Linked DNA regions of Mus musculus: region 2 is linked to region 1. Evidence: chromatin loops called from intact Hi-C (ENCODE). Cell type or tissue: left cerebral cortex. All regions are shown on one strand. Each heading gives the region's core, and the rest is flanking DNA. Links, peaks and the distances in the headings are about the cores only.

What was found. Hi-C counts contacts between places; a loop is a spot of excess contacts. Peaks named below come from ENCODE experiments on the same cell type or tissue, not always from the same donor. Only the 100,000 strongest peaks of a DNase experiment are listed, where the experiment ranks them.
Region 2: a loop joins it to region 1, with 1.8 times the contacts of the local background. A loop is called at or near these places in 1 of 42 quality-filtered maps.

What each region holds. Positions count from the first base shown.
Region 1 is chr12:102,677,641-102,688,145 of GRCm38, reverse strand. The region is part of intron 1 of Itpk1 (inositol 1,3,4-triphosphate 5/6 kinase); the gene reads left to right. It overlaps Mir1936 (microRNA 1936), which reads left to right and starts at 3,126; the gene lies at 3,126-3,218. In left cerebral cortex, for the core only: a CTCF peak has its summit at 6,362 (motif pointing left); no DNase peak of the experiment used is centred there.
Region 2 is chr12:102,618,245-102,628,749 of GRCm38, reverse strand. It overlaps Itpk1 (inositol 1,3,4-triphosphate 5/6 kinase), which reads left to right. Exons shown (of 10, transcript NM_172584.3): 3 at 5,325-5,450. Among named protein-coding and RNA genes, the nearest start is that of Mir1936, 62 kb to the left of the region's middle. In left cerebral cortex, for the core only: no CTCF peak of the experiment used is centred there; a DNase peak (open chromatin) is centred at 6,123; H3K27ac peaks cover 537 bases.

The DNA of each region.
Region 1 (10,505 bases), core at 4,368-8,367:
ATTGTAGGCCTGGGCTACAATGCCAGGCCTTAAAAAGCTCTTGAATATTATCTGCAAGAAGGTTATTGAGGACTTTTGCATATGTATCCCTCAGGGATAAGTAAGTATTATATAGTTTTCTACTTTTGCTGTTTCTACCAGGTTTTGGTCTTAGAGTCATTGTGGCTTCATAACTGAGCTTCATAGCGTTCCTTCCCACTCTATTTTGTTAAACAGTTTGAGAAATATTGTTGTTAGTTTTCTTTAAGGGTGTGGTACTTGGCAGGTCAAAGATACTTTAGTAGATGGCCACACACCCAAGAGTATATAATAGGAAGGGCTACTTGGGTTAGGTGAGTGTGGAAAGTCAGGTGGGTTTGGAATGAAGCAGATCTGGGAGAAGTTGGGGCAGGGGGCGTGAACACAACCAAAATACAATGTATGAAATTTTAAAATAATCTATAGTGTGTATTCATGTGTGCATGTATGACACCCTACTCCTGGTACCAACTTCTGTCTTAGTCACAGTTCTGTTGTTGTGAAGAGACTCCACAACCAAGGCAACTCTTAAAATTTAAGGGCGGACTGGCTTACAGTTTCAGACTTTAGTCCATTATCATCTTGGTGGGGAGGATAGCAGGCATGCAGGCAGACATGTTTTATCAGTGTCAACTTTCTTCTTCTCACAAGGCCACATGTATCCTAATCCTTCCATCCTTTCAAAAGTTCCATTCCCTGCTGACAAGCATTCAAGTGTATGAGGGTGGGGGAGCATTCTTATCTACCACTTAATGTGCACAGTGGTATCTGCGGAGATGACAGGCGTAAATCCCCCGATTTACTGCCCTGGTCTCAAGATACTAGTGTGCCATTGAAACGCCTTCTCGAATGGCAGGTGTGGATCTCACATAATGTCTGACAAAGAGCATGGGGGTCAGGCTTGGAGCCTGAGTGCCCTGCTGGGGTCAGGATATGGATAAAACAATCCTTGCATCTCAGGTCAGTGTGAGGACAGTTGAAATATCCCTGGATAAGTCCATCTTGGACAGTCTCTCTGGGCAAGCTGTGGTTGGCCTTGGGCTTCTCCAGACTCCCTAGCGAGCCTTTGTTGGTTTCCTGGCAGGGCGTGATAGGGATGTAAGTTTATAGCTGGCTTTCTTTCCTCCTTCCAGAGTTGCTGGGCCATCCCAGATCCTAACTTGCTCCTCTCCCACAGGGACTGCCCTCAGGTAGAGTTAGCCCTCCCGTACAGTCCAGGAAAGTAAGACTTCTCAGAGGCATTGAGTGACCCATACCCCACCCCACCCCATGCTGGGAATGTGGGCCAGCGGGAACATCCTAGAACTAGGAAAACGTCAGCCTGGAGCTTGGCTTTTGGAGCAAGTGTTGGAGTGAGCCTGTTTACACAGTATCTCATTCACCACTGTTGTGACCATTGTGGATCTGCGGCTTTGTCCTAAGGAGAACTGTGGCAGGCCTGGAAAGCCTGTGGCCACTGGTGGACAGGTGAGACAGCGAGGGTGGGGATACCAGCCACTGCTGTGGTACAGTCTGCTGTGGTGGCTGCTGAGGGAGACCAAAGTTACTCGAAGTACTCTGGTACTCAGGGTAGGGTCTAGGCACGCCCCACCCCCTTCATACTAGACATTCTCAAGAGTTACAGAGTGTCCCTGCACCTCATGTCCACAGGCCTAGACCTGCAGTCTAACAACTCAGACTTCTGAAGAGGCCCCAGTGCCCTGGCTGGGAGGGTGGGGCCGACACTGAGGTCTGTGTGCACTGGTGTTTTGACTTTGCCTAATTGCTGTGGACCAAGAAGCCCAGAGAAACATTTTCCTATCATCTAGAACCCAACGAAGACCCAGTGCGATGACTTGGATTTGAGCCGATCTAGGTTGCATCTAACGTGGCTTGGCTGACTCAGTGGCTGTCTAGCCTTTCTAGACTCCATCTTCTGTATTTGAGGATGGGTTACTGATCTTGTGGAAGCTGAGTAGGAGGGGCTGGTGTTCAGCTTCCGTCGAGTTCCTGAGCTTCCACTGGCATACCCATTTGCGGATAGGGAGACTGAGGCATGGAGCACAATACCTGGCTGTGGGAGGCGGCGAGGCTGGCCTTCTTATGGTCTGGCTGCTGGTAGCTGGTAGCACTTAAGCTTGTGAGGAAGGGAACGTGAAGAAGAAGGGAGATTGCCAGGAGCCTTCTTGGGGAGGCCCCGAGCTGGGTGTGTGCTGCTTTTATGCTGGTTCTTTCCCTGGGCCATTGGAAGCACTGGTCTGGGTGCCACCTGGCCTGGCATCTTCCTTGGCTCCATTCTTTCTGCTGTGTGGGGAGGGGCTTGGGCTGCTGGTGAAACATTTATTGGGCCGACGCTGTAATCACTCTGCAAGGACACTTGCAATTATATCTGCATTTGGGAAGCTAATTTTCAAGAGCTTTTTTTTTCTTCTTCCTAATTACGTGCAATCAGCCAACCGGTGCTCTTGGGATCCCCTCAGCTGAGAGGCGCCTCCTCTCCTCCTCCCGCCTTTCCTTTCAGCTCTGGGCAGCCGGGACACCACAGTGAGTGCTTTTTGTGGAGCCACAGATGAGAGGCGGAAGCAGGAGGAAGGGGCTGATTCTGGCGTGGCTCCAGGTGGTTCATATCTTCCTCAGGAGGCAGGTTGGTGGAGCGCTTGATGGCAGGTGACTTTTCAGTTTAGATGCTGAGTGGCGGTGAGTGACAGCAAGCCCAGATCAGATGAGCGTAAGCCAGAAGGTGAATTTCTGGATCCAGGCAGTCTAGCCATAAAAGGACTGGCCTCTAAGGCCTCAGATTGCTGCTTCTGTCCTTCCCTTCTGTGGCCCAGTCACCAGGGATCTTCTCTCAGGTCTAGATTCTGCTGCCTCCAGCTCTTTCCTAGCTTTGGCCCTTTATGTGTGTCCACTGTTTGTAGTACCTGGCAGGCTCGACCTCTCCTCCACCCTCAGACTCTCATGGCTTCAGCCTGTACTCATTCCAGGGCTTGCTTATTCACCCTCCTTGAGAGCATGAGCTTGAGAGCATGAGCCTTTCCTGATAGTTCCATTGGTGAAACCGCCTGGCCCCTTACCAGTCTTCAGAAGCACATAGGAAGTATAGAATGAATAAAACCATCTCTTAGTATAGGGGGTGAAGGGGAGGCCAGTCACACAGAGGACTTTAGTCTGAGAAATTGAAACTAACTGACCTGCTGTGAACTGGCCTCATGACCCCCTGAGCTGCACTCTGATATCTGGGGTCATTCTTGCACACTCACTGCCTTCCTGAGTGGGTTGCAAGACACAGCTGACCTACACATGGTCCAGGAGGAAGAGGTTCACCTGGAGCAGACTTCTGACTGATAGCCCTGGCAGGCCCCTGGGTTCCATGGTATCCCGGCTTCTGTCCCCTTTGATGGGTGCTTCCTGGGAGAGGATTTAGTGGGAGATTATAGAAAGGGGGTGTGTCTGGCATTTGGGTGAAATACAGGCAGGTGGTCAGTGTGTGTATATTTGTGTGTGTGTGTGTGTGTGTGTGTGTGTGTGTGTGTGTGTGAGTGTACCAGCCTGTGAGCAGTGCACAGCAGACCGGGTATGCACAGTGGGTAGGGAGGTGGCATCTTTTAGGGGCCTCACTGGCAGGTGGTAAGAGAAGCTACAGGAAGGCATGCTGGGGCAGGGTGGTGAGGTGAGTCATGCTCCTTAAGTAGAAGGGCATGGGCTGGAGGGTGGACACACAGGGTACCAGGAACACTGTCTGCAGACCTGCCTGCTGGCCCACAGCACACAGGTCTGCGCCTTTTGCATATGTTGCCCCCGATGCCTGGCAGGCATTTATTTCTCCCTCTCCTTTCTTCTCTTTCAGTTGGAGAAAGATATTCCTGTTTTTGTCATTTCTTCTGCACAGGGCCCTGGTTCTTGGCATCGGTCCGTTGGCTGCTGTGACCCCCGTGTGGGGCTCTGAGGGATTACTGCAGATGTTTGGGGCCTGTTGCCATGACTCCCAGCTGCAGAGCCTGGCAGGGCATGAACACTGGGAAAGAAGGAGGTGGGGGGCATGTGCCTGCCTGCCAGGCACTAGCCCTTGGAGCTTGACTCTGGGCAAATGGGGGTCTTCTGAGGCCTCAGGCTTGTCTTCACCAGAGGCCTTCCCACCTGTTCCATAGCCCTGTTTCCAGCTGATTTCTCTCTTGTTAGCAGGTTCTGGCTCCTTTGGAGGTTGGGTGGTGTCCTTAAGACTTCTGTCATCTTTGCCACGAGCGTCTGTCTCTCCTCTTGACTGTTGGCATGCACAGCCTTCTCTCAGTGTGGGTACTCTCCTCTCACAGTCTTTTGTTCTGGGAGCTAACCATCTCATTTGTGATTGGCACCCATTTTTCTCATCCCCTTTGTTTCTTAGACGGTTCCTTCTTCTTGAGAAGCCAGCCCTGTGCTGAGGGATGGCCAAGGGGACCTGGGTTGATACTGCAGTCCATGTCCAGGCTACTGTACGTCCGGATGTTTGAGTCCAGTCATGCGTTAAGGAGTGTCTTCTGTGCCATTGACTTTTAGTCAGGGCTGTTCCTCTGTTGTGGAAGACTTTACCCTCGAGGATCAAGGCTCCAAGAGAGGATTTTATCAGGCTTGGGGAAAGGGATGGCTGAGGTAGCTCTGTCTAGAACTCTTTCCCAAATATCCCAGAGGCCTCACCTAGCGCACTTGAGCCTCAGCCAGGTGAACAGCCCCATACAGGCCACATTACATTGCTGTGGGCTGAGGAGACCCTTGCTGACAGACAGTCCTGAATTTAGACTGTGGCTTTGTTCTCTGCTTGCTCCCAGCCTTGGGGACCTGAGTTCAAGTCAGTCCCATGCAGCAGGGTGCGGGGGGGGGGGGGGGATACAGGAGGTAAGTTTGGGGAGGAGTCGTTCAGCACATGAACAGTGCCTGGCACTCACAGGCCCCTCCAGCTTCACCTCCTCCTCGGCCCCTCCCTCCTCTGGCTTCGGGAAGAAGGCTGGGTGGGTACGAGCCTGCCCAGCTGCTGCAGGTGTTGGCCTACCATCTGCTTGGGTCATATCCAGGCCTTCAAAATCTCTGGAAACTGGAGGGTCTCGAGTCTCAGATCAAGTTGCTGCCTGTTGAGACAAGGGGCTCAGTGCATTTGGGACAGGGACTAGGGCCAGGTCACTAAACCCCCAGGCCTATAAATGGCGAGCTTGACTGGCCCTGGCAGGGCCCTGATATGCCTGGGTGCTGGCCCAGTTTTAGGTTCCAACTGGCTCCATGCTTGGAGAGTCTGTTACTACACAGTGTTGGCAGAATCCGGGATGGGACCTGCCTCAGAGCAGGGAGTCCTGGGGTTGGACATGGCTTTCCTTGATCTCAATATGAACTTGGAGGTGGGGGTGGGTGTCAAGATTATTACCCCTTTCCCTAGTTCAAAGCCAAGGTATGAGGCCTGGGTTCTTATCTTAGGTCTCTGAGGTCCAGGACCAGTCCAGGCCGCTTCCCAGGCCCCCTGTTCTCATCAAGGACCCCAGTGGGAATGTCTGGTACGGCTCACTGACTCGGTAGGTGAGTGGTGCCACGTGAACTCCGCCTTTGGCCATCCAGCTTCCCCTTGAATTCCTGGGCAGGTTTTCCTTTGCCCCTTCTCTACCCTGGGAACTTTGAGGAAGTGTCCCGTGTCACAGGGTGGCAACACCGCTGAATCTTTGGTGCTGTAGCCGACAGAACAAGGAGCCTACCAGAGATGGCCAGGTCTTTGTGTTCAGACTCTGTGACCCAGCTGCCTTGCATGGTCAGAGGGCACAGTGCCACAACAGGGGTGATCCCGAGACAGGGAAATTGCCCTGGATTAGCTGGGTGGACCCAGGGCTGTCACAAAGGTCCTGATAAGATGAGGAGGGAGTGCCAAAGAGAGGAGATGAGGCTAGTCAGCGATGTGGCTGGGGGCCAAAGAGTGTGACAGTTTCCAGAACTGGAGAGGCCAGGCCAGAGTGCAGTCCTCCCACCCTGAGAAGGAAGAACAGGCCGACCCACACCATGGAAGGTTCTCTGTTGCTTTTAGTTGTCCTCTGTGGATCCAGTGTGTTTCATTTGTTACGGAAGCCATAGGCTACAAATACAGTACTCATTTACAATGACCATCTCCATCCGGCTGTAGGGTGAGACTGCAACCTCAGAGAGCAGTTTTGGGTCAAGGTCGGAACTCTCTCTGGCCACGTGGATATCAGAGCCAGGCTTCTTGGCTTTCTACCCCATGGCAGACCAGTGGATAAAGGGTAAAGTCACTGCCTGCACCTTGGGACCAAGGTTTGGGCAGTGTGTAGACAATCCTCTGAGGCAGGCAGGGCCAACTCTGCCTCTTGCTCTGTCATGAACCCTCAGGCGCCTCCTGCTGGTGAGGGTGGTGAGGATGTTGGCTGAACTTGGGACCCCATGGCACACCCGCCAGCCAGCTCATGGTTTATACCCCTCCGCCTCTCATGGGACTGTTTACATCGAACCTGTGGCTTAGGGGCTCCCCTGTGCCAGGGTTCCACAGAGAAGCCCAACATCTGACGGTGACAGTCAGGTGAGGGAAATCTATGTCCAAGAGTCCCTGTAAGGTGTGTGGCTTCAGAATCCCCAGGCGCTCCTGGGACCAGGAAGGAGTTTATAGTTGGAGAGGTGCGTTGGCCGCTCAGGAGACAGCTCAGTCACTGGTGTGTAGCCTTTCTGAGTGTGAGTACTCTGCATGCTTGCTGTCTATGTGCAGGGCTGCTTCTGTAAACAGTGGGTGTTGGAAAATCGTGAACCATGGACAATAGAATTCTTCCTCTCAGAGTTCCAGAGCCTCCCTGCTCAAAGCTTACCTTACTCTCCAGGTCAGGATTGTTCTTGCATTCCTGGGGCTCAGAGTACTGCATCCAGGAAGCAGGCTACACTGTGGGTCTCAGTAAGGTCTACTGGTAGCTAGGTTGACAGAAGCCTTCTGTTAGGTCTCCTCATCCTTGGTTTCCCTCCAGTTGAGGGCCCAAAAGATCTCAAGGTGAGATTGCTCTACAGAGTTTAGGTGTGTCAGAGAAGGATAGACCTGAGGCCTTTCTGGCTGGCTGGAACCTATCCTGGAAGGCCCTGTGGCTCCCCCCACCCCCGTTGTGATTCCGCTCTGAAGACCAAAGAGTAGGCTGCATGGGCAGTGCATCCCAGATGCTTGCCACTCCTGGAAGCTGGGTGAGTGAGTCATCTGCTCTGCCAGCGTAGGGTCACCGGAAGAGCCACTTCCGGGCCCCACCGGCTTGTTGGGGTCTTAGGGTTTGATGAGTCAGGTTGCTTCATCTGTGCTGAGACCCACACTCGGGCCTGATTGCCTCCCTTGGATGGGGCACACGGTATGGGCAGGGTCTTCAGGTGGCTGACTTTCAATTAAGGGAATGAACCTCCATCCCATTAAAAAAAAGACACATGGCAGCTTCCAGTTTATCTGGTTCTTTTTCTGCTGCTGTCCAAACAATTCATATGTTTGTGCTGGCTTTAAAATTCTGTTCATATGTTGTCTTTATATCAGGCCATTTCAGTTCCTGGCACTGTTAAACAGGAGGGAAATCCAAATCACAGAGCAGTCGGCAAGGGAACGGGGATTCCACGGAGGCCACAGGCAGGCAGGCGGCTCCAGGCTGAGCCTGGCACTGAAAGTCTGGAAAGGGGGCACTAATGCAGTGTGGTGCCTGCTGGGCATAGCTGTGGGCAGGGAAGGCAAAAACCAAGACCAGCCTCTGGGTCTGGGGCCTCACTGCCTGCAGCCTCATGGGCGCTCATTGGCAGTGTTGGCTGGTGGTGCAGCTGACGAGCCACTGAGGGAAGGGTCCTTGGTGTATGTGGCATTACGGGTGAGCTGCACTTTGCTACGTGAAGACGGGCATTCGCATAGAGGTGACCGCTGGGAAAGCCCAGATGTGGGCGAGGCTTAGGTGACTTAGAGAAGGGAACTATGGGAGTGGGGGTGAGGGAAGAGTCTGGTGTTACCGGCTGTTCAGTACCTTGTAGGCTGCTTTTTCATCTGCTACCAGCCAGGAGTTTAAAGTTTGGGGGTGTAAAGATAGGGCACACCCCTGCTTCCTGAACGGCAGTTGTCAGTCAGGACAGGCTAGGTCAGGCTGCAGGGACACTGCAAGAGAAACACTGAAGGCCTAGCTCAGGCTCTTACAGAGTCCACTGTGGTTCCCTCCGCAGTATCCCCTTAACTGTGCACTGTGGTCACTTTAGACCAGATAATTCTGTCCTGCACATTATGGAGTCTGTCTTTTGGTTGCTTGTGGCACCACTCCCAGTTGGCAGCATCCCCTGCTCTTGTGGATGGCGTTTGGGGGAAACTGGTCTCAAACTCACAGTCCTTCTGCCTCAGCTTTCCAAATGCTGGGTGAGGGTCCACCTGGTAACTACCTTCTTTGCAGACTGGCCCAGGTCAGGAGGACTGGTGAGAGGGTCCAGTGGTCACAGCTGAATGCTGCTTTCTGAAATACATGCTGTATCTGTTCATGTGTCATTACCCAAGGCCAGGACTGTGCCCACGGCAGACCGAGGGAGGGGCCTTAGTGGTACTTAAGAGTCCAGGAAGAGGACTGCTGGTGTGGACAGCCACCATCTTGAACCTGGAGCTGTTCCTCTCCAAAGGAGGGGCCATCTCTGCTCTTTCTGCAAGTGTTTAGCTCCCCAAGGGTGTACTCTCCCTGCAGTTCTGGGGAGGGGTCCAGCTGGAAGACAAGATTATGACTTTGAGTCTGCTCCAAACTGAACACATTTTACCAAGAAAAGTCCCCTAGGCACAGGCTTTTAATAACATTTAAATTATTAAGCTTTACCTTTTATTGTTACTTTCATGGTATTGTTGAAAGTAATGGATTTGCCCATAGCCTGGGCCCTCTGCCCCCAAGGACCCAGATGCTGACCCTGGCCTAGAACCTCAGTTCTGAGTGTCTGCTGTGACCGTGGTGTGGCCCTGCCTTGGGGTCACTTCAGCTTGTCTCTGGGAAGGACTTGGGAGACTGCCTGATGTTTCTTTCTCTCTGTCAAGGACACAATGGAGAAGTCTGCCTTCTCTCCAGCCCCTCCTCCCAGCTGCCCTTGCCCTTGCCCCGAGGCCTTGCTGAGGTCATCGTGTGGTGCTTTTGGATTCATTCTGTGCACACAAGTCCCCATTCTCCTTCTGGACATTGAAGTCCCCAGTCTCCTTCTGGACATTGTTCTCAGTGGAGTTGTGTACGGGACACAGGGTTCTGCCCCTCGAAGCTCTCTTGTGGCCTTGGTGTTGTTTCTCATGGAAATACAAAGCTTCCAGCCCGACTCTGTTTACTGCTGCATGCTGTTCCTTTGGTGGGGTGGCTTGCGGCCTGTCTGTGTCAATTCTGGCAAGTACCTCACTCTGCGCTTCAGCTGCAGCTGCCATCCCAGAGCCCGAAGCTTTCAAACGGTTGTGTGTCTGGATGATGAGGTGGGACGGTAGTCACTTGACAGCCAGCTCCCTGGTTTCTGTCCCCTCTCCCGTCTTTAATGTTCCCCTCTTGTCCCTTGTTTTTAAGGCTCGAGATTTCCTTTCTGAATTTTCTGATTAGGACAGAATTTCAGGAGTCTGCTCTTGGGGGGTCCCTGATGAAGAACCGAAGTGAGCCCTACAGGTTGATTTTTTTTTTTCCCTGAGGTGGAAGGGTTGCTATGGAGCCCCCTCCCCCCCCCCCCCCCCCCACCTACCCGCCTCTTCCCTATTATATGAAGGTGTCAGAGGCTCAAGAACTTTGCCCAGAGGCTGAAGACTTTTCTTGCCTACCTGGGGATCACGCCCAACTATGTCAGGCCAGTCAGTCTGGGAAAACACTCCCCTCCCTCTGAGCACCATCTTGCTTCTCCTTTGAGTAATACAGTAGTGACCAGGACCTTCTCCTTGTGGGGCTGCAGGTTGCGAGTGCCTGTGTAAGGAGAGGGGACTCTCAAAGTCTCTGTTGTCCTCCCTCTTCCTAGAGGTCTGAGCTGGATAAGGTGCCTGGGCCCCCGGGGAGCTCAGCTCTCTGTGAGATAACCGCCAGGCTTCCTCGCTTGCTCTATTGGATGCATCCCATCTGTTTTCAAAGTTAGAGACCCCCCCCCCCATTGCTGTTCAAGATTGGGGTGATTGGAAGCAACTACAGGTGGCTTAGCAGGAGAGAGCCACGTGCTGACATCATCTAGATATCAGCATATTTCCCCCCAGAGGGAAACTGGCCCCTCCAGGTGTGGGTGATGTGTGCCTTTTTGTCACCTGCTTTTTTTTCCCATCTATATGTTGATGTTTAAGAGTGCATCTTTGAGCAGCTAAAGGCTGTGTGACCTGCCTGGGACAGGCCCCCCTCACCTATGGAGCCAGCTTCAGTTTTCTTCTCTCTCCAGTTGGGCTTGGATGACCTGGGGGCAGATGATCCAGGTTCTCAGTGTGCAGAGGCTCCTCATGACTTTGTCCCCTTGCTGTAGGCACGGGTGGCCTGAGGCCTTGCTGGTGTGTGTCTGGCCTGTGCCTTGTGCAGTCATGG
Region 2 (10,505 bases), core at 4,072-8,071, 59 kb after region 1:
TTCTTTAGCCAGATCCCAGGACTCTAATGGAGCCTAGAGATATACATCAGGTCTTTGATCTGGGCCATTTGTCCTACTCAGCCTTGGCTAAGGCAAAACTTTTGATGTAGTGGGTCCCATTTGAAGTCACAGCTGAAAACACCACTCCGGGGCCACATGCAGGGAGGAAGGGGAAGAAACCGTGGGCACCCTTTGGTGTGAACAGAAGTCTAGTGTCAGCAGGAGAGAAACCTGGGTTCCCATACTGTGAAACTCTGTGTTCACGTCACTGAACCCCTGTGTGGTTCTGTGTCTTCATCTGCACCCCGTGTTGTCAGTGCTCATTAGGAGTACAGGGTGTAGCTTCTGGTAAGCACCGTGTGGGTGGCAGTTGTCATTACCAACCGCAGAGAACCGAGGTGTGGCTGCACATTCTTTGAGGATGTCAGTGTGAGCCAGTGCTAGTACCCAGGCTCTGCAGAATTCAAGCCTGGCCCATGCTGCGTTCTTGTGATATGCTACTACCAGAGGAGTGGGGGCTTCACGTTGGTCACAATATGAACAGCAAGGAGAGGGAGGTCTAACAGCTGGCGTTTATTGGATGCACCATGCTCCTCCACAAAGTACCATCAACGGGAGTGTGACACCGTGCTTGTGTCCCTTGAACTGGCATACACTGTATTCTTTGACCACCCTGTTCCTCTGAGGGGCTTGAATCCTTGCATATAATGAGCAGGGTCTGAGCAGGTATGCTGCGGCTGGGTGTGTTGCAGAACGGTGAGGTTTCTTTCGGCAGTTGAAGCCTTAAGAAGGTGGTAGCCACAAAAGCCAGTCCTCCCACTTGGCTAATTCCCGCTGCAGCCTCAGTTGTAGCTTTTGAACTCTGAAGTCAGGTACACCCTACCATCTCGGAAGCCATAGGTTTATCTTAGCAACCTTGAATCTCCGTGACTCTGTGCTGGGGACATACGTTGCAGTGAAGAACCCTAAGGGGCCCAACTGACAGCAATCTGCAGCATGGTGATAGGGGAGAGTTGCCCTGAAGAAGCAACAGGAAGTCTGGGGGTGGGGGTAGTCTTGTGGGTACAGGTGAGATGAGGGACCTATGCATTCTTCCGGTTTGTTACAAGGTGAGTTGAGAAATGTCAAGAGTTAGGAAACTTGGGAGCTGGAGAGATGGCTCAGCAGTTAAGAGCACTGGCTGCTCTTCCAGAGGTCCTGAGTTCAATTCCCAGCAACCACATGGTGGCTCACAACCATCTATCTGTAATGGGATCTGATGCCCTCTTCTGGTGTACTGGAAGACATGACAGTATACTCATATACTTAAATAAAACCTTAAAAAAAAAGAGTTAGGAAACTTGCCCTGAGGGGTATGTGGAAGAGTTAACAGTAGCCTCATCTTATGAATGGGGAAACTGAGGCACAGTACAGTTAGATGACCTTGGCTACCCAGAAATAATGGAGTTAAATGGGTTTCCTGGCCTTGCTTACATCTCTGCCTGGTTCCAGGTGCTGGCATTGGGGTGAGGACATAGTGTCTGGGCATAGCTTGGTTACCAGGTAGGGCATGATTATGCTAATTACTGTTGTTTTGGAAATCGGGGTGACTCGTGGGCCACTGGGATTTGCCAACTTTGTTCCATATCCTCTCAGCCTTGCCTGCCCCGCTCAGGAGCCTCAGTGCCTTTGTCTGCGAGGGGAACAGTGGCTCTTTGTTCTCTCTGTGTGCTGCATGGAGAACCGTGTCCAGTGCTGGCCTTGCCGGACAGCCAGACCTGGAAGTAGAGCAAGTATGGATTCCTGACCTCAATGGTCAGGCCTTTCAGTGACATGCTCTTAACACTCCCTGAGAAGGACAGTCCACGCCCCTCCCAAGGGGGAGAGCAAGCAGTCTCTGGGGATGTTCTGGGAGCTGAGTGGTCAGAGAAAAGGAAGGGTGAGCTCACATGGAGTCTTTACCCTGAGTCCTGTCCTCACCCTATCTAGGAGACAGAGCTTTGACTGTGCCATCCCTTCCATACAATCCCCGCATCTGTGATGCACTGTCTCCTAAGGGCCCCACCATTGCAGTGTTCCTTCTGTGGTGTTCTGGTTCCAGGAGCCCTTCACGCCCATCTTGAAGCCTCAGATGAAGTCCAAGGTAGTGAGGAGAGACTAGGGCTTCTCTGGGGTGCTTTCGAGTCATCGTCCCTGGAGAATGATGGTGGCTACTCTGGTCACTTGAAGAAAAGCAGAAAGGCTCGTTTATACAACTCAAAAGTGCAATAGTGGCTCACACCTGTGACCCCAACACCCAGAAGGGAGAATCAGGAGGGTGGCTGCAAGTTCAAGGGCAGCTTGATCTACAGAGAAGAAAAAATAGCCGGGTATAGTGAGTCTAGAGGCACAGACAGGCAGATCTTTTGTGAGTTCAAGGCCATCCTGTTCTACATAAAGTGGTCCACGACAGCCAGGGCTGTGTAGAAAAAGCCTGTCTCAAAAAAAGTGGGAAGGGGAGCTGGTGAGATGGCTCAACAGTTAAGAGCACTGACTGTTCTTCCTAAGGTCCTAAGTTCAATTCCCAGCAACCACATGATGGCTCACAACCATCTGTACAACTACAATGTACTCATATATGTAAAAATAAATAAATCTTTTTTTAAAAGTAGGTGGGGGGAGAAAGAAGCGAAGACTCGATGTTGTGGCAAGAGGTGGCCATACTGTGGAATAGAGCCACACCAGGCCTGATGTGTGTCCCGAGTTGCTTTTCTTGTGAAAGGGCTTTATTGGCATAAGGGTGCCTGGAAAGTACACAGAGGAAGGTGGCTGGCTTCCAGACTCAACTGTTTACCTTCTGTAGAGCAGCCAGGAACGCAGGGAGCTTATTTTCCAAACAGCCCCTGGTTGTCAGGTCTACGGGCCTCAGGCTAATGTCCACCTCCTCCACCAATCCTCAGGGGACCCCTGGCCTTTTTCTGCCTGATTTTTTGTCCTTGCAAACTCCAGTAGCCCAAGATGTACCTCTGGATCCTAAAACGACAATAATGAACACAAGCATGCCCTACCTGGTACTCAAACTAGGCCCTGACACTATGCCCCTCCCCAGTACCTGGCCCAGCGAGGACTGGAGATGGAGACCAGCATGGTAGTTCTGTCTGAACTTAAGGAATGTGCCCACTGTCAGTCTTGGGACCCAGTCATCTTTTCATAGCTGCCGTAGTCTGAAAATACTGTCCTTTTGTCTGTGGTACCTGCCACGGCAGAACCAGCAGGCATGGCTGTAGGTCCTTGGGTGCAGCCTCTCACAGTAACCTTCTTCACTTGCCTTCAAATCCTGTCTGGGTTGGAAGAAAATCTAGTGTGGCATCACCACACAGAGCCAGAGAGGCCCTTTGAGTTTCCTCAAGGAAAACTGAAGCCAGGGTTATGACAAGCTGGTGGCTTGGCAGGGCAGACAGTGGCATTCCTCTGGGCCTCAGGCTACTGCCTGCTACATAGCATGGCTGGCCCTTTTTTTTCTTCCTCGGTTCTTGGTGTTCTGGTCGTAGGAGGCAGGAGTATCATTCCCATCTCCCAGCCTTGCTGTGAGGTCTCAGAAGACACCCCAGAAGCAGAGTCAGGGTGAATCTCCTTAACGTCGAGACCGGCCAGACACAATTTTAAACAACAACAAAAGATCCTTGGGTCGCATCCCTTCCGCTCCTCAGTCTGGTGTCCTGCCTGTATTTGGTTTGTTTGGTACACAAGCCCATCACCATGGGAAGGAAGCATAGCCCTTGATGTTTTCTTATTGGGAGGTCCTTTTTTTTTCTTTTAAATAGGGGTGACATTTTAACATCTCTCCTGGCAGACCATAAAAAGTGGGGTTAAGGACAGCAGGAAGGAGCTGTCGTATTCCCAAAGGCTTATCAGAAGAGTTAAAGTAAGGATGTATGTGCAATAGGTGTGAGCAGGGCCTGAGGGGCTGACAAGACAGAGTATGCAGTATGAACAAGTGTGGGGAATTGTCACCACTCATAGGCCTGCTGGGACAGGGGAACCAAGAATGTAAATGGAGCCATAGAGATAGATGGCTGGCCGTCCTGGGAGATGGGCTGTGCAGAAATACCAGGACTGAAAGAGTCATGAGGACCAGGTACAGGGATCAAGCGTCATGACCTACCTTCGATATCACCTTCGCTATGGCCCCTATCTGCCATTCTGCCGGAGGGCAGCAGCTATATGGTTGTGACTTTTGGGATTGTGACACCCAGGGGACAGAGTGGACATGGGGCAGAGGATGGAGGGTGGGTTGGAAGTTTAAATCAATTGCCTTAGGTCTCACTTTGTATCCAAGCCAAACTCCCACCCACGTCCTAGGCAGGTTTTTTTAAAGCATCTGCCCTCACTTGCTTAATTTGTGATTTCCTTTCCCATAGTGATTGGGAATAAAAGGAGACAGGTATGTATGTCATTCGCTTACTGTCTCTTCAGAATGACAGTTTGTAGCTATCTTTTGTCACAAGTGACACAGACCTAGGCAGCCCTGAATCCTCTTAGGCTAGCTGCCCGTGACAGTGAGGAGTAAGTCAGGGGTTGCTTTCTCCAACCTAGTTGAGGCTCTGTGGGGGGTCAGCCAGGTACTGGGCTGGCGCCACTTGCCTCCAAGAGTCTAGCCTGGCAGGTGGTGATGACCATGTGCTGGCGGCAGACATCTGGCGCATCAGGAAGCGTGGTGTCAGGGTGCCCTGGCTGTTGGCAGGTGCTTTTGGCTTGGGGTCAGGTGATGCTGAATACCAGCCGGCCACTCTGGCTCCCTCGAGGCTTGATCCTCTCAGCCCTGTGTTCTTTACCAAACAAACACATTCCCCTGTGGAGCAGTGTGTGAAGTACTCAACTGACCCCCGGCATGCAGCCCTGTACTCCGGCAGCCCTCCAGGGTCAGTGACACGCCCTGGTTTCAGGGTGGAATCCAAGTGCCCAGGTTGTCAGGGAAGCGACTCCTAGACTTGCCAGGAACACCACTTTGCCATGGCTTCAGAGTATCAGGGGAAGAATATCTGCTTAGATGGAGCTCTGACTGGGTGACTGGTCATTTTTCTTAATCTCTCTGAGCTCTGGTCTCAGTGGTTGGGCAGATGAGGTGTGTCCAGTAAATGCTATCTCCATACAGCCAGTGTACATCGTCCCTGCTTGTGTGCCTTTGGGGACCTGCATGCTAACAAGGAGTCTGGGCTCTCCTCAGCTACTAAGAATAACGAGTAGTGGGGCCCTTGGGCTCTTACTCTGTCTGTCCCATCTCTTGGGGTACTGCCGAGGCTCAGGGGTCCCAGATGTGGACTCAGGAACTGAAGTTCTTCTCCTGTGTTGTTCTCACCTTACAGCTGAACCTCAGCAGACCGATTGAGGAGCAGGGCCCCCTGGACGTCATCATCCACAAGCTGACCGATGTCATCCTCGAGGCAGACCAGAATGACAGCCAGTCCCTGGAATTGGTGCACAGGTTCCAAGTGAGTAAGGGTGGAGGGAGGGCCAGGATAGGAGAGCTGTAAGCTTAGAGCGGTGGCTTCTGTAGAGACAGCTCTGCCACGGGCGAGCTGCGATTTCCTGGGCAAGTGCTCAGCGATGGGCCAGGTCTTGCATGTAACGCAGGTTTGATGTCAGTACTGGTCCAAGTGTTGATGAGCCCAGATAAAGTTTCTGTGTCTCCAGGGCAGGTGTGCTCACTGGCTGGTGGCTCCACCTTGACCCCAGGATGGGACCTTGCTGTTGCACCAGGTCAAGGGTCCCTTTCTTGAAAGCGTTTGAACCATGTCCTGCATTGACGGGAAAGCCTCTCAGTTGTTTGATTTGATATTGTGTATGACACTTCTCACAGGCCCGAGGGAGGATCCCTGCTCCCACCCATTTCCCCAGCAGCTCCAGGTTCTGACCCCTGGTTGACCTGCCTGTCACCTTGGGGTTCTCATGTGGGGTAGCCATTGCTGCTGTCATCGCTGCTGGCTCGCCCTGTGTGTCCTCTCTTGTGGACAGATGCGATTCTTTCCTCTGGCAGGGAGCTCAGGAGTCATGAAACAAAGTCGTATTATCAGCGGAAACTCAGCTAAAACAGTGGCTGTTCCAGGGCCGCCCCAGGCACAGGGCGCTTGGACCAGCACTTTTCATCTGCAGTAATTGGAGGCTGGAGATCCTTTCCTCTGTTAGGACAAAGGGACTCTTGTCACACAGCAGCCATCCTGCTGACAGTGTTCCTCTTGCCACGTGTTCAGGGTTGGTGGCCTCAATCCCCACCCCACCCCCTAGCATCTCATGGCTCTCACCCACTTCCTGGAGACCTCTCACTTTCGAATTTCTTTCCCCACCGCTTGTCCTACCTACTCCGTGCCTCCTGTATGCTGTCTAGGGTGTCCAAAATGAGGTAGGGATTGTCCCTGTGGGCCTCTGCATGGAGCCCCTCTCGTTTGCTCATAGGCTGAAGCTGTGGCCTTGGTCCTCCTCACCTTGTGGGGTTTTCTTGTTTGTAAAATGAGTGCTCGCAGGGAGGAGCTGCTGGCAGTGATGGAAAGAGCTTCCATGCTCAGCCCTAGAGGGTGCTCACTACTGGTATGTGCCATGCATACTCCTTGGATCCCTGCTCTGGGGCAGTTCTTCAAGGCCAGCTCAGGAGTGAGACAAGGCTAGAAGGTTTGGCCTGACTGGCCCCTACTCCCTGGCCTGAAAAGCAGCCAGCTTGAGCCTGTTCCGTATCTACATCCCGCAGGGCAGGTCTCATCAGCTTTGTTTTATAACCAGGAAACTAAGGCTCAGAGGTGTGCAGGGTGTGGCAGGGCCAGGGCTTAATATTGACTTTCTCAGAGAGCCCTCTCTGCTCCTTCCCTGTGTGGCTCTTACACCGTCTCTCAGTGACCAAGTGACCGAATGCCTTCACCACCATCCTGTAGGTACAGTGGACACTCAGTGAAGCAGCCACCATCATGTCTCCTGTCCTTTAGGGGACCCCCAAGTGTCTAACTCCTATGTCTGCAGCTCTTCAGAGAGTGGTTGTTCTCTGGGGAGAGAGCAGAGCCTGGGGATTTGTGTAGAATGTCTGCCAGTCCCACAGAGGATGGTGCTGATGCCTTGCAGGGACCCTGCTAAGCTCCCTCTGGGGGGAAAGCCAGGCCGGGGTAAGGGTGAGGACTCCAGCAGGAGCCAGTCACTCACTCTTGTTCCTCATTACTTTTCTATTGCTGTGATAAAAACACTATGACCAAGATGACTTGTAGAAGAGTTTATTCTAGCTGACAGTTCCAGAGGCAGAGTCGGTAGAGCTAGGGAGACATTAGCAGACAGTGGCAGCCCGGCAGAAGGAGTAGGAAGTTGAGAGCTCACATTCTCAACCTCAAGTGTGAAGCAGAGAATGAACTGGAAGTAGGTGAGGCACTTCCTTCTCAGAGCCTGCCCACAGCAGCACACTTCCTCCATCCAGGCTGCATCACCTAAACCTTCCTCCAGTAACACCAACTGGGAACCAAGTGTTCCCATGCCTGAAACCACAGGGCACGTCTCTCATTCAAACACCATAGGTAGCTCTCTCAAGCCGGCTGTCAGAAAGTAGTCAAGTGACACTGGAACTGGCGTTAGGTCCTGCTGTCCCCCTTCAGTGCCCTGCCGCTTCTTCAGACTCAGGTGAGAGGGAAGGCGCATGAGAGCCGCCTCCAAATCCATGGGCCGTGTAACCCCAGTAGTGTATAATATAGTTATGTTATTATGATCATTATGTCCATAGCTGCTTTGTCTGCATGCATGTCTGTGTACCACATGTGTGCTTAGTGTCCATGTAAGCCAGAAGAAGGCTTTGTATTCCACGGAACTGGAGTTATAAATAGCTGTGAGTCTCTATATGTGCTGGGATGAACAGCCAGTGTTCTTAACCGTGAAACCATCTCTCTAGCTCTAGAAGAGTCAACTTACTGATAACAGATTTACATTGCTGGGGTTACACGACCCATGGACGAAGGCTAGGGATTAGGTCCCTCGGGGCAAGACAGTAGGGACTATCAGCACTGACCTGATCATCTCTCCTTGGGAGATGCAAGTTCAGAGCCAGGCCACATAGATCCAGGAACTGACCCTTGAACTTGACCATGCTATGGCCTTCGTTTTCAAACTCTTGTTCAGTTTTCTGTATTGGACAGTAACAAGAAGGCATTGGCTTGGCTTGGGACCCAGGAGGAACAGAGATGCTATGATCAGGCATGGTGACTACAGGAGCAAGAAGCAGAGCCCAGGACCTGTTATACAGAGAGATCTTCCCTGCACCTTAAGTGTTTTGTGCAGTAGATCAAAGTGAAGGGGCTCTGCCTCAGAAAGGACTCTTCCAAAAGGACCCCATCTTACTCGGGTCCCCAGATTTTAGGATCATATGTAGAAAACGGTGACCTTTGGAGATGTTCTTATGAGCCTCTGGTCCTCAAGGAAGGGAGCTTCGGAACCAAGACCAGCTTCTTCCTTGTGTCCAGGTAGGCAGGTGGGAGGGTGTGGGCCTGGTGCGTACTGCAGTTCATTTGAGCCGGTTGTCATGGAGACCACGCCCGTTCAGTTTTCCCTTTGGATTAACCTCACAATGAGGGCTCGCTGGGATGATTCAGGGTTTTCTGCTCCAAGGGTCATGCAGCCAGCAGTCTGGCGCCTTTGCCCACTGCCTGAGACTTAGTTATCAGTGCACAGACATGGGCAAAGGTTCCCCCGGGGAGGGCCCTGCCTCCTGGGCCATTGGGGATGGGTGTGGCTGGTATACAGGAACCCTGGAGCCTCTTGGCTTCTCAGTGACTTCCTCTAGTGAGCAGTAACAACCTTCTCTGTCACTTTAGTGCCACCTGTCTAGTCTGACTGCAAGGGTTAGACTGGTGGCCCTGGGGCTCCCGAGACTCCCCAAATGGAGCATGCCTGTTGTAACCCAGCAAGTAGGCAGCTCTTCCATGGGTGGTCCCTGAAGAAAGACAGGAAGGAGGCATGAATCCAAAGTGATGGGTTTTCTCATTATTTGTGAGTGTGTGCATGCATTCACATATGAGTTTGTGGGTACATCAGGAGTGTGGGGGTTTTGCTTGATTTGTTTGAGACAGGGTCTCTCTTTGGCCTTGAACTTAGTAGGCCAGGCTGACTAACAAGCTCTTGGGACCTGTCTGTCTCCTCCTCTCTAACACTGAGATTATAAATATATGCCACCATGTGTTTGCGCTCTCTCTCTCTCTCTCTCTCCCTCTCCCTCTCTCTCTCTCTCTCCTTCCCCCCCCCTCTGTCTCTCTTTCTCTCTCTCTCTCTTCTCAGGGTTCTTGGTCAGTCTGTCAGTTGTCTGTCTGTCTGTCTGTCTGTCTGTTTGTCTGTCTGCCTTTTTGCCTTTTCAAGACAGTGTGTCTTTACCTAATCCTGGCTGTCCTGGAACTCACTATGTAGATGAGGCTAGCCTCTAACTCACAGAGATCCATCCATGTTTGCCTCCCAGTGCTGGGCTTAAAGGCATGCTCTACTACTCCTGGCTCTGGATACCTTCTTTAAGGGCAGCCTTGTGCTGTTCCTTCTACCTCTTCCTTCCCACACTAGCCCTCCACAGAAGCCACTCAAGCCTGACTCTTGCCCACCCTTTGTGCAATCGGTCTGTGTAGGCAAGGTCACCTTCGTGAGGATGCTCTATCCCGATAGTAGATGCAGTTCCTGTTCCAGGCCTTCCCCATCTTGGCCTTTACTTTCCACCACTTGGAAGTTCATAATTCATTGTCAGTTGTTGTTGTCTCTCCGGGGCCACCTGCTTCCAGGATCTTTGTCCCTACTGCTGCCCTCCACACCTGGCATATTTTGAATATGCCTCTGTGTTTGTCAATAGAACTGTGGGGAGGGAGTGTCTGGTTTGGGGCTGGGTGGGCCCTGTGGGCCAGGGATGGGTGGAGTACACAGCTCTGGGTGACTAGGAGCAGGGAAGAAGAAAGCCAGGAGATTTAGGGGGCAGGGGCTGCTGCCTGACATGTACGAGGGAATGTGCCCTGGAGCCAGCAGGCTGCAGAGCGGCGTGGCAGGGCCAGAGCTCAGGGAGTTTGGGAGCCAGTCTCTGGAGCTTGGACTTTCTCATGCAGAGAGATTAGGGAGTAAGACGAATGGTCATAAGGTCAGGTTAATTGATTGGGGGGGTGGGGCGCTCAGGATTTTTTTTTGCCAGTGCAAGGTGATCTTTAAGCAGGTAATCACTAGAGCTTGGACATCTGGACCAAAGAGGCCTCCATGCTCAGCCCCAAGTGTGCTGTATTTGTGTTTCCCTTCTCAGCTGCCAGGACAGGATAAAACACTACTTGTTACATCATCCCAAGGATACAGCAGGGAATTCCCGCCCCGACCCCATTTATTGGTTCCTTAGTTCTCCATCGGGTACCAACAGCGAGCTGTTCAGTCACCCTGTGGGAGCCCTGAGGCAGGAGACCCACCCTGTGGGTCTGGGCTCAGGCAGGGAGTGCAGCTTGCTTCTGTACGATAGACTTGGCAACCTCTGGTGGCTGGCGGAGAGCGTGGTGTTCAAGGCTCTTCCTGCTAGC